Linked DNA regions of Homo sapiens: region 1 is linked to region 2. A link is a contact called in ENCODE Hi-C or POLR2A ChIA-PET data. All regions are on one chromosome and are shown on one strand. The core of a region is the stretch at or near the end of the contact, and the rest is flanking DNA. Distances in the headings are between cores, read along the strand shown. Region 1 has its middle 27 kb from the start of MTIF3. Region 2 overlaps USP12 (ubiquitin specific peptidase 12).

Region 1 (4,544 bases), core at 484-2,983, 350 kb after region 2:
AAAATTTACCATTTTAACCATTTTTAAGTTGAAGTTCAGCAGCATTAAGAACATTCACTTTGTTGTGCAACCAGCACCATGATCCATCTCCAGAACCCCCTTCATCTTCTCAAATAGAAACTCTGTGCTCATTAAACAACCACTCCCCATTCCCGCCTTCCCCAGCCCCTGGCAACCACCGTTCTATTTTCTGTCTCCAGGAACCTGACTGTTCTGGTACCTCACATAAGTGGAATCTTGCGGTGTTTGTCCCCTTGTGCCTGGCATAGCATGATGTCCTCAGAGTTCATCCAGTCGTAGCATGTGACAGGATTTCCTTTGTTTTTAAGGCTAAATCATACTCTACATTTTGTGTATCTGTTCATCCGTTGATGGACACTGGGTGGTTTTAGAATGTTCTTTGCAAAAACGCAAGACTGATTGTATGACCGCAGGTGGGATGAGGCCCAAATCTTTAAAAAGCCATCAGGCTGTGCCCCCTTTGCAGGATCACCAGCCTCCCTCCATCCCAGGCCCCCAGTGTCCTCTCATTCCTCTGGGGCCTGGGCCTGGGAAGCTGTTCCCACAGCTTTTCACCTGGTTAACTCCTCACGCCAGTCCAATCCAAACCCAGGGTCCCATCCAAGTCAGAAGCACAGCCTCCTCTCTCAGGGCCCCTTGTGCTTCCTCCCAGCACAGCTCAGACCTGTCATTACACATCTGGTTCTGTGGGGGACCCCTGTTTCTGCCGGTGGACCCCTGTTTCTGCCGGTGGACTCCAAACCCAATGTTTAGCTCACCCCGGCAGTCCTGAATGCCTGACAGATAGGCGGCGCTCCACAGATGTGAATGTGGTGAAAGAATAAATGTTGGAAGGAGCATGGGGCTGGAGGCAGGCTAAATTTATTATTGATTGATTGATTGATTGATTGATTGATTGACAGAATCTTGCTTTCCCACCCAGGCTGGAGTGCAGTGGTGCAATATTGGCTCACTGCAACCTCCATCTCCTGGGTTCAAGCAATTCTCCCGCCTCAGCCTCCCAAGTAGCTGGGACTACAGGCATGCACCACCATGCCCGGCTAACTTTTTGTATTTTTAGTAGAGATGGGGTTTCGTCATTTTGGCCAGGCTGGTCTCGAACTCCTGACCTCAGGTGATTTGCCCACCTCAGCCTCCCAAAGTGCTGGGATTACAAGTGTGAGTCACTGTGCCTGGCCATTGCTTGAAGAATTTAGAGAATAAAACACCAGCACAGCACCCAGCATATAGTAGACACTCAGCAACATCACCGCCCTTCTTTTCTCTTACCCTAAATCTAGTCTGAAGGGAGATATGGGTGAGAACACATTTGCTCCCATAATTACCCTGAATTGTATTGGCTGACACGTAAAGCAGCATTTCCCTTGGAGAGAAGAATGGTGGAAAGGGTCTGGGGCCTTGGGTACCTTATAAGGTCCAGAAACCCTCTTGGCAAGGCCTGAATGCCCTACCTCAGCTCCATCAGCATTACCACCACCTGACCTTGTCCTGAGCCATAAGCCCTGGTGTTAGCTGTGGATACAGGAGCAAGGGCTTGGGGCAGGGGTGAAATTCTCCCTAGAACTACAACTGGAATGACACCCAGCAGGAGAAAGCCTCAATATGACTGTGTAAGATCACGGTGGTTCAGGAATCCCTTTTTTCCTACACTGTCCTGAGCAGGCTGAGCTCAGAACCACGAACATCTGCACACACGGGCAGCTGGCCCCGTCACCGGCCTCCAGGGGCAGTGCCCCCGCCATTATTAGTCATTACTAGAGCAAACATTAGTACAAGTACACACACAATTGCAGAATCATTGCTCTGATTGGAAACACTGGTGTGGAGTCTTGCAAGCATTCACTGGGTGAGACGGAAACTGTGAACTTGTTTTTCTAGGCTCAGACACTTCTTTCAGATCCAGGGCTGACAAAGAAAGGCCCATTACGTGGGGCACCTCCCCCAGGACTTCCTCTTCAAATATCAGCTAGATCAGGTTCCTTCTATGCAAATCATTTGCGCATTTATCCTGCTTTTCATTAACATAATATCTCCTGAGCCATCACCCTAGCCTCTCTCCTTTAAACATTTCACAGTCAAACGGAGCTCAACAGAAAGAGGGGTGATACCAGCGTCTTTGTTAAGGCGGTAGTCTTTATTCGTGTCTCCTCTGCCTGCTATATATTACTGTATGCCATAGCCACATCCAAAATGCTTTATTTTTTAGTGAAGAACAAAATAAAGCTGAGATGATCTACTCCTGGATTCAGAAGCCCCAAAATCTCAAGGAAATTGTGAATTCTACCTGTATGCACACAGTACACGATACTATGCTTGTTATCTATGAGACGGGCCAGATACTAGGTAGAACCTAAGAATAAATTGTGCAGCGGATGCGTTCTTTGCAAAAGACACTTATTACTGAGGACACATCTCCTCTGGATGGAGAAGTTATTCTGTGTAGGAGGGGGCTGAAGTGGGGGTTTCTACACCACCCTTTCTGGGAGAGCATGCTTCATTGCTTTGCCAGGTAGGGTCAGGTGGATGGGGTGGGCACCCCACAGTCCTATTCTGCTACTGACCACTTCCTCCCAATGGCACCTTTTTACAGTTTCTCACTTGATTTGTGCACACAAACACACAAGATCGTTCTTCTGGGGTCTGTATATGGTGATGTCGGCGTGTTTCCAATTCATTCTTCCTTTGTACCAGCACTTCGTAGGGAAACATAGGAGAGAACCCACTCGATGTTGTTAGGCTGAATTAATTTCATGTTTTGGGGTGGGAGGTAGGGGGACTTTCTGACTTCAAAGAGCCTTTGATTCTTATGTGATAAAACAGGGTACAGAACCATATATGATATAATCTTAGCTATGAATACAACCAACCCTGACACACCCACAAACACACACACAGGCTTGTGCATATATGCAATTTAAAAAAAGACTTCATACTGATACATCATAATGTTAAGAAAGCTTCTTCTGAGTGGCTGGGATTATCATTGGTTTTTAGTTTATTTTTTATTTTTTCTTTCAAAATGTCTATAGAAGCCTATATTACTCTTGTAATCAAAAAAGGTTACAAGAGTAACCTTTTATTTTGTTTCTTCTATAAAATAAAATCTTTTAATGTTTTTTCCTCTATAAAAATACCCTGGAAACTGATTAATTCTTAAGTAGTCATCAGGCAAATTTTTCAGAGGAATTAATTAACAGCTAGCTTAGAGCAAGGCATTGGAGAAATAGAACATGACATTAATATTCCAGGTTGAGGGAAAGATAGAGTGGTGACATGGAAGAGGAGAGGAGCTTGGCCATGCAGGATGATCTTACCAATGCCATGGCTTTCTTACTGGTGTTTATCTGGGACACACACATACACACAGCCTCTTCTTCTGCCATCTCCTAGTTCTGACACTCAGCCCTGAGCAGCCCTCAATCCAGCAGATGGAATACCTCCATGCCCAGGCTTTAAGGCCATAATCAAACTAATACTGTCTTAGTCTATTTTGTGCTGCTATACCAGAATACTTAAGAACATAAACTTTTTTCTCACAGCTCTGGAGGCTGAGTAGTCCAAGATCAAGACACTGTCATCTGGCAAGGGCCTTCTTGCTGAGTCCTCACGTGGCAGAAGACGGAAGAGTGAAAAAGAATCCAACTTCTGCTGTCAAGCCCTTTTAAAACAGTATTAATCTATTCAAAAGAGCAGAGCCCTTGTGACCCAAACACCTCCCAACACTGTTGCATCGAGATTAAGTTTCCAACATATGGATTTTGAGGGACACATTCAGATCATAGCAGATATTAGCAGTCAAGGTCCAACCAGGAAAATGAAAATATCTCCAAATATTTAAAATGAGGAAAATAAATTTAAGAATTGGCTTCATAAATGAAGGAAGAGCTAAGAGGCCAACAGGGACCATGAAGCCACTGAGAGATTAGTACCAGCAGGAAGCCACTCCATGCACTTGGACTGATCGTTTCTGGTAAACCCACGGCTAAAGAAACCACAGAGGGAGGGAAGGAATGTCCTGGTTTCTCCCTTCCTTCCTCTCGTCTTCTACCAGCACCTCCCATGCCAAACCCAGCTGGCAGCAGCTGCCCCTGAATCCCACTGTGATACCAAGCAGGGCAGGGGAAGGAGGAGTAACAGGTCTGAGGGCAGGGAAGCTACAGACTGGACACCACCTATCATTGGGTCAAAGAGCCTGGGAGCTGCCAGCTTGTCCCTTTCCCTCCCACCCTACTCCCCTGCCTGTTAGCAGGATGCACTTGAATCATGCCAGGTAATTTTTTCCTAGTCTATATCATCTTTGTGCCAGATCACAAAGATGAAAATATTACATTAGTTAAAAACGACCTCGTAGTCATTTTCATAAATGAGGGAACTGAAGTTTCAGAATGGCAGTCCCTCTCAGCCCTTGCTTCCAAGTTCCACCAAACTGAGAACAACTTCAGGGGCCAGAGAGGATCAGCTTTATAACTGAAGCTCATATGAAAACTAGTCTGCCCCTGGGCAAGGTAGGGGCTTTCTTCTCC
Region 2 (4,473 bases), core at 1,884-4,383:
ACAATGAGCTAATGAAAGAAATCTCATTACTTCATCTCTGTTAGAAGTAACAGTAGTAATAATACTGGCTTTTCCAAGAACCACTCTGTCAAGCCTTCACATTTGGCTTAACAATAACATCAAAAGGAAAATTCTCAAATATGACCAAACTCAGCATAAGAACATACTTGAGTGCACGATGAAACTTTACAGATCCTACTTTCCTAACAATACAAAAAACTTTCAAAAAATTAATAAAATACTCTCATGGATAGCTAACATTTAAAACATAACTATATCTGAACTCCGTAACTGGCACCTTACCTAAGGCAAAAAGGGTGGGCAAGATGTGTTTTTTCAGCATCTTCACATTGTCTTCAATGCAGGGATTCACCCACTTTGGTGAACAAATTACAAGAATGTTTCATCAAGCTCTTTCTACCATATTCTTGATAATTTCTATATCTATTCCACCAAATAATGTTTCAGCTCTATAAAAAGCAAGGATCCCTGGATTGCCACCCTGCGTACCCTTCAGACACCTGACTTGGATAACAGATTTCTGTGATTATGCTCAGTGAGAAAACCTGTGTTGATGCTTTTCCACTTATAAAAACATGAACGCTTCTATTTTTCCCAGCACCTATGTTACAGTATAATAAAGTATCTGTAAAGTACCTACCACTCCTGAGAAGAAAATCACTATATAAATACAAGGTATTATTAAGTTCAAGTGAAACCAAAATCAACAAATTACATTATGGACTGACTTAGTTTAATAGTAACGGAGTTCATACTCCAGATTCCATATGCAGACTCTGACTCACCCTAATAAAAAGCAAATTATCATCAAACTTACATAGTTTTATCAAATACTCGGAATATTCCATACACTTCAAATAAAAAAAAGTACTCATATTGTGAACTATCTAGAAAGAGTTCTTCATTCTTACCACAATAAGAAAGTGACCTGTAGCTCTTTCCGTGTCACTGAGACAACAGGAATATTATATTAAACCACAGTTAAGTGGAAAGAACAAAGCAGCATCTCTGCCAGTCCTGTTTTCTAGACCTCGATTCCCCTGACCTATAAAATGTGGTTCTCTCTTACCATTTTCCAGCTATAAAACTGTGGAAGAACTGAAAACAACTTTTAAGTTCTGCAAAAATAAAAACCATTCTTAGTAACCACACCATCAACAGCTCATAAAATGACAGTGTCACTCTAAAGCTATGCGTAGGCCAGGTGCAGTGGTTCATGCCCATAATACCAGCACTTTGGGAAGTCAGAGCAGGAGGACTGCTTAAGGCCCGGAGTTCTAGAGAAGGCTGGGCAACATAGCAAGACTCTGTCTCTACAGAGGATGTTGTGGAGCACGCCTGTAGTCCCAGCTGTTCGGGAGGCTGAGGCAGGAGGATCATTAAGCCCAGGAGTTCGAGGCTGCAGTGAACTATGACCTGGGCGACAGAGTGAGACCCTATCTCTTAATAATAATAATAGCAAATAAAAATAAATGTATGCATAATTTTTGTGAAGGATGTTAGAGAAATGCTGCAAAGAACTTTATTCCATTAATGTAGTTTCGGTCTTTTCAACAACAAGAAAGCACCACTCTTTGATAAATGGTGGGGAAGTAGAAAAGAACTGGCTGCCAACTGGCATGAAGCACGGTCACATCCAAAACATACGAGTGGAGTGACCAACATGAAAAATGGCAGAGTAGAAAGCTCCCAGGGTTAGTCCTTCCACCAAAACCATTAAGCTGAAAAATACATCAGAATCAACTATTCTGAACCTTAGAACCTAATCAGACATTAAACACCCAGGGCAGTAGTTGATGAAGGGAGAAGAGAGCACAGCATGCAAACCAGCTACTATTCCCTACTCCTCAGCATCCCCAGAGGCGGGCACAGGACCACCTCCTAGAGCAGCTGCCTAGTAACAGGGCTGGCAGCGGGAACCTTGCCCTCAACAATTTAGGATTGTGCATTTTGCTCAGTTCTGGCAGTAGCCTGGGGAAACAGCACAGATTCTTGCTTTTGTTTCTGTCCCCTTAGGCTGCAACCTTTCTTGTTTTTTTCCCTTTATTGAGGGGGATGGGGATCCAGACATTATACTAAATCTCTATCAAGTCATAGCTGTCCAGAGATAGTAAGACAGAAACTTCAGTGACCACACACAACAAGGAATACAGACTTTGCAAAACTGGTTTAGAAAAGTCATTATACAAATGGATGACTGCAAGCCTCAAAAAAGCAATCACTGAGGAGGTGGAGAATCTGATTTTCAGAGTCACCACATTACAACATTCAAACTGTTCAGTTCTCACACACACACAAAAAAAATCACAAAACATGCCAAAAAAAAAAAAAAAGGAAAATATGGTGTATTTGCAGGAAAAAAGAATTTGACAGAAACCATCCCTGAGGAATTCCAGACACTGGAATGACTAGTCAAAGGTATTATTAAATCAATCGTATCAACGGTATCACACTGGGGTCCCAAAACAAGAGCTGAGCACGCTTACTTCCCCACGACTAACGTGGTTTTTTCAGTGAGTCACTTGTTGAAATCTCAAATTTCCTGGATGAGAACCATTTCTGCAGGGATCAAATGAGGTCAAATCACAAGTCCAAAAAGATTACACAAGTATCACAAGTCCAAAAGATTAGCTAATTCTTGAAGGCAACAACATTTAAATTCCACCACTTTGCTTCAGCAAGCCGTGACGCTTAAAAACAAGGGTGTCAGAAAAATTCTGGATGAAAAGATCAGTTCATGAAAGTAAGGAAGGAATAGTGTTGTGCAGCTATAGAAATAACAAGAGCTGAATGACACTCAAAGTTTATGTGTGGCATTTTCAAAATGCAGTAAAATTCATTTTTTAAAATAAGCACAGATTTACATATGTTAAACACAATTTGAATACAAATTCAGAATGCAGGAAGCAGTCAATATGGGAACTTGAGTGTGGGTACATTACAAAGAAGAAAGGTAAGAACTGGTAAGAGACACTTTAGCCATAGCAGGCCAGAAGGCTGCACAGGTGTGAAACCCTCCTGGTGAGAGGGTGAGCAGTGAGCTCCACCACCACTTCTCAAACCACGTGACTCTGGGTGAGTCACTTTCTCAGTCTTAGTTTCCTCACCATATCATACAGGAAAATACCTACTCTGCCTACCTCGGGGTTACAGAAATCAAATAGTGAATGTGAAAGTGCTGTAAAACGTAAAGCATTATGTAAAGGTATGACTAGAAACATGAGTCATTTGGATTTTTCTAAGTAATCATTTTACCAAAGTGAGCAACGTGATGGAAACTTGCCCCAGTAGAGTGAAGTACCTTGTTCAAGTACACTTGGTTTTGAAAGCCACTATGTAAATGGAAAAGAGACCACTCTTTAACCTATGTAAAAGTCTGAGGTTAGCTTCCTATGGACAGTTAAAATATCAGAACAAGCACCAAATCCCTTTCATATGCTTTGTATAAAACCTTTTATTTTATAAGTACTCTAAGTTCACAATCTAAAAATAATTCAAACTGTAAAGAGGGTGTAAAACTCAAAGTATTATTCACCACTCCCTCTCTTAAGGTTCATTTCCCTGGAGACAATACCCATTAACGGTTTTAGTTCTTAATAATGATTATCATAACTTTAAATAATATATTGCATGCCTCAGTCAACAGCTCTTAATTCTGTGCTTTTGCAAGAAGAGAAATTGACACACACACTACCTCCCAACTCTCCTTCCACAGGCCACCTCCTAATTTTTATTACGTGTCACTGGGTAGAGTATTGTTCTAGTGCTTCTACTGGTTCTACATCTAAATCTTTAGCTAGATTTACCAATTCTCATATAGCACGTAAGAAATCCGGGCTATGAAACAAAAGGAAATAAGCACATTCACCTTTCCTGCTATCCCTCATTTCCTCCACCTCCCAGCCACTTACTCATATATTCAGGGATTATAACATTTACATTAGCTTCTATAATTATATCTTCCATGCTTTATCTTTGGTGTATTCAAAAAGCAATTAACTAGAAAGAGTAGATACTTGAAGGGTAGCTAATGTGTGCAAAGGAGATTGGCTTATGAAGTAGAGAGGGGCCAGTAGAAATGTTAGTAACTTCAAACAAGAAAATTTTAGTTACACATGTTAAAAAATGTATAGGTTACTAGCAAAACATAAAATATCATTCCAATAAAAAGCAGTACAGGAAGGCAAAAAAAAAGAAAAGAAAAAGAAAAAGCAAAGGAACAGAAATATAGCCCTCACTCATTAAATTACTGCCCCTCGAAGGAGACTCTTCCATGTTCCAATCTCTTGGTTGTCCTCAAGTGTCTGGAAATCCCTGGTTGGCTGTACGGCTTTGTGAATGAAAGATGGTTAGTGTAAGTATCTCAAGAGGGTTTCCTCTGCATTTGCGTAGGTCTGGCTGTCCTAAAAGATCGTTGGTTTCAAGTTCTATGTGTGTGAGGAGCTGGTGGGC

Evidence for each region. A loop is a pair of places that touch in the nucleus more often than their neighbours do. ChIA-PET counts read pairs that join two places held with the same protein, here RNA polymerase II (POLR2A). Pooled maps may share reads with other maps.
Region 1: a pooled map shows a loop between it and region 2 (2.7-fold over the local background). The contact joins two enhancer-like sites. A Hi-C loop is called at or near these places in 2 of 50 pooled maps. POLR2A ChIA-PET finds 5 or more read pairs at or near these places in 2 of 52 experiments (H1 and activated CD4-positive, alpha-beta T cell).

Annotation. Positions count from the first base shown.
Region 1 is chr13:27,475,623-27,480,166 of GRCh38, forward strand. No RefSeq gene overlaps it. Among named protein-coding and RNA genes, the nearest start is that of MTIF3, 27 kb to the left of the region's middle. Within about 2 kb of position 1,734, at least 5 of the 41 ENCODE cell types and tissues checked have a DNase peak (open chromatin) inside an H3K27ac peak, as active enhancers do.
Region 2 is chr13:27,128,223-27,132,695 of GRCh38, forward strand. All of the region lies in intron 1 of USP12 (ubiquitin specific peptidase 12), which reads right to left. All of the region lies in intron 1 of USP12-AS1 (USP12 antisense RNA 1), which reads left to right. Among named protein-coding and RNA genes, the nearest start is that of USP12-AS1, 4.9 kb to the left of the region's middle. RefSeq lists an enhancer at 2,849-2,918 and a silencer at 2,949-2,998. Within about 2 kb of position 3,134, at least 12 of the 41 ENCODE cell types and tissues checked have a DNase peak (open chromatin) inside an H3K27ac peak, as active enhancers do.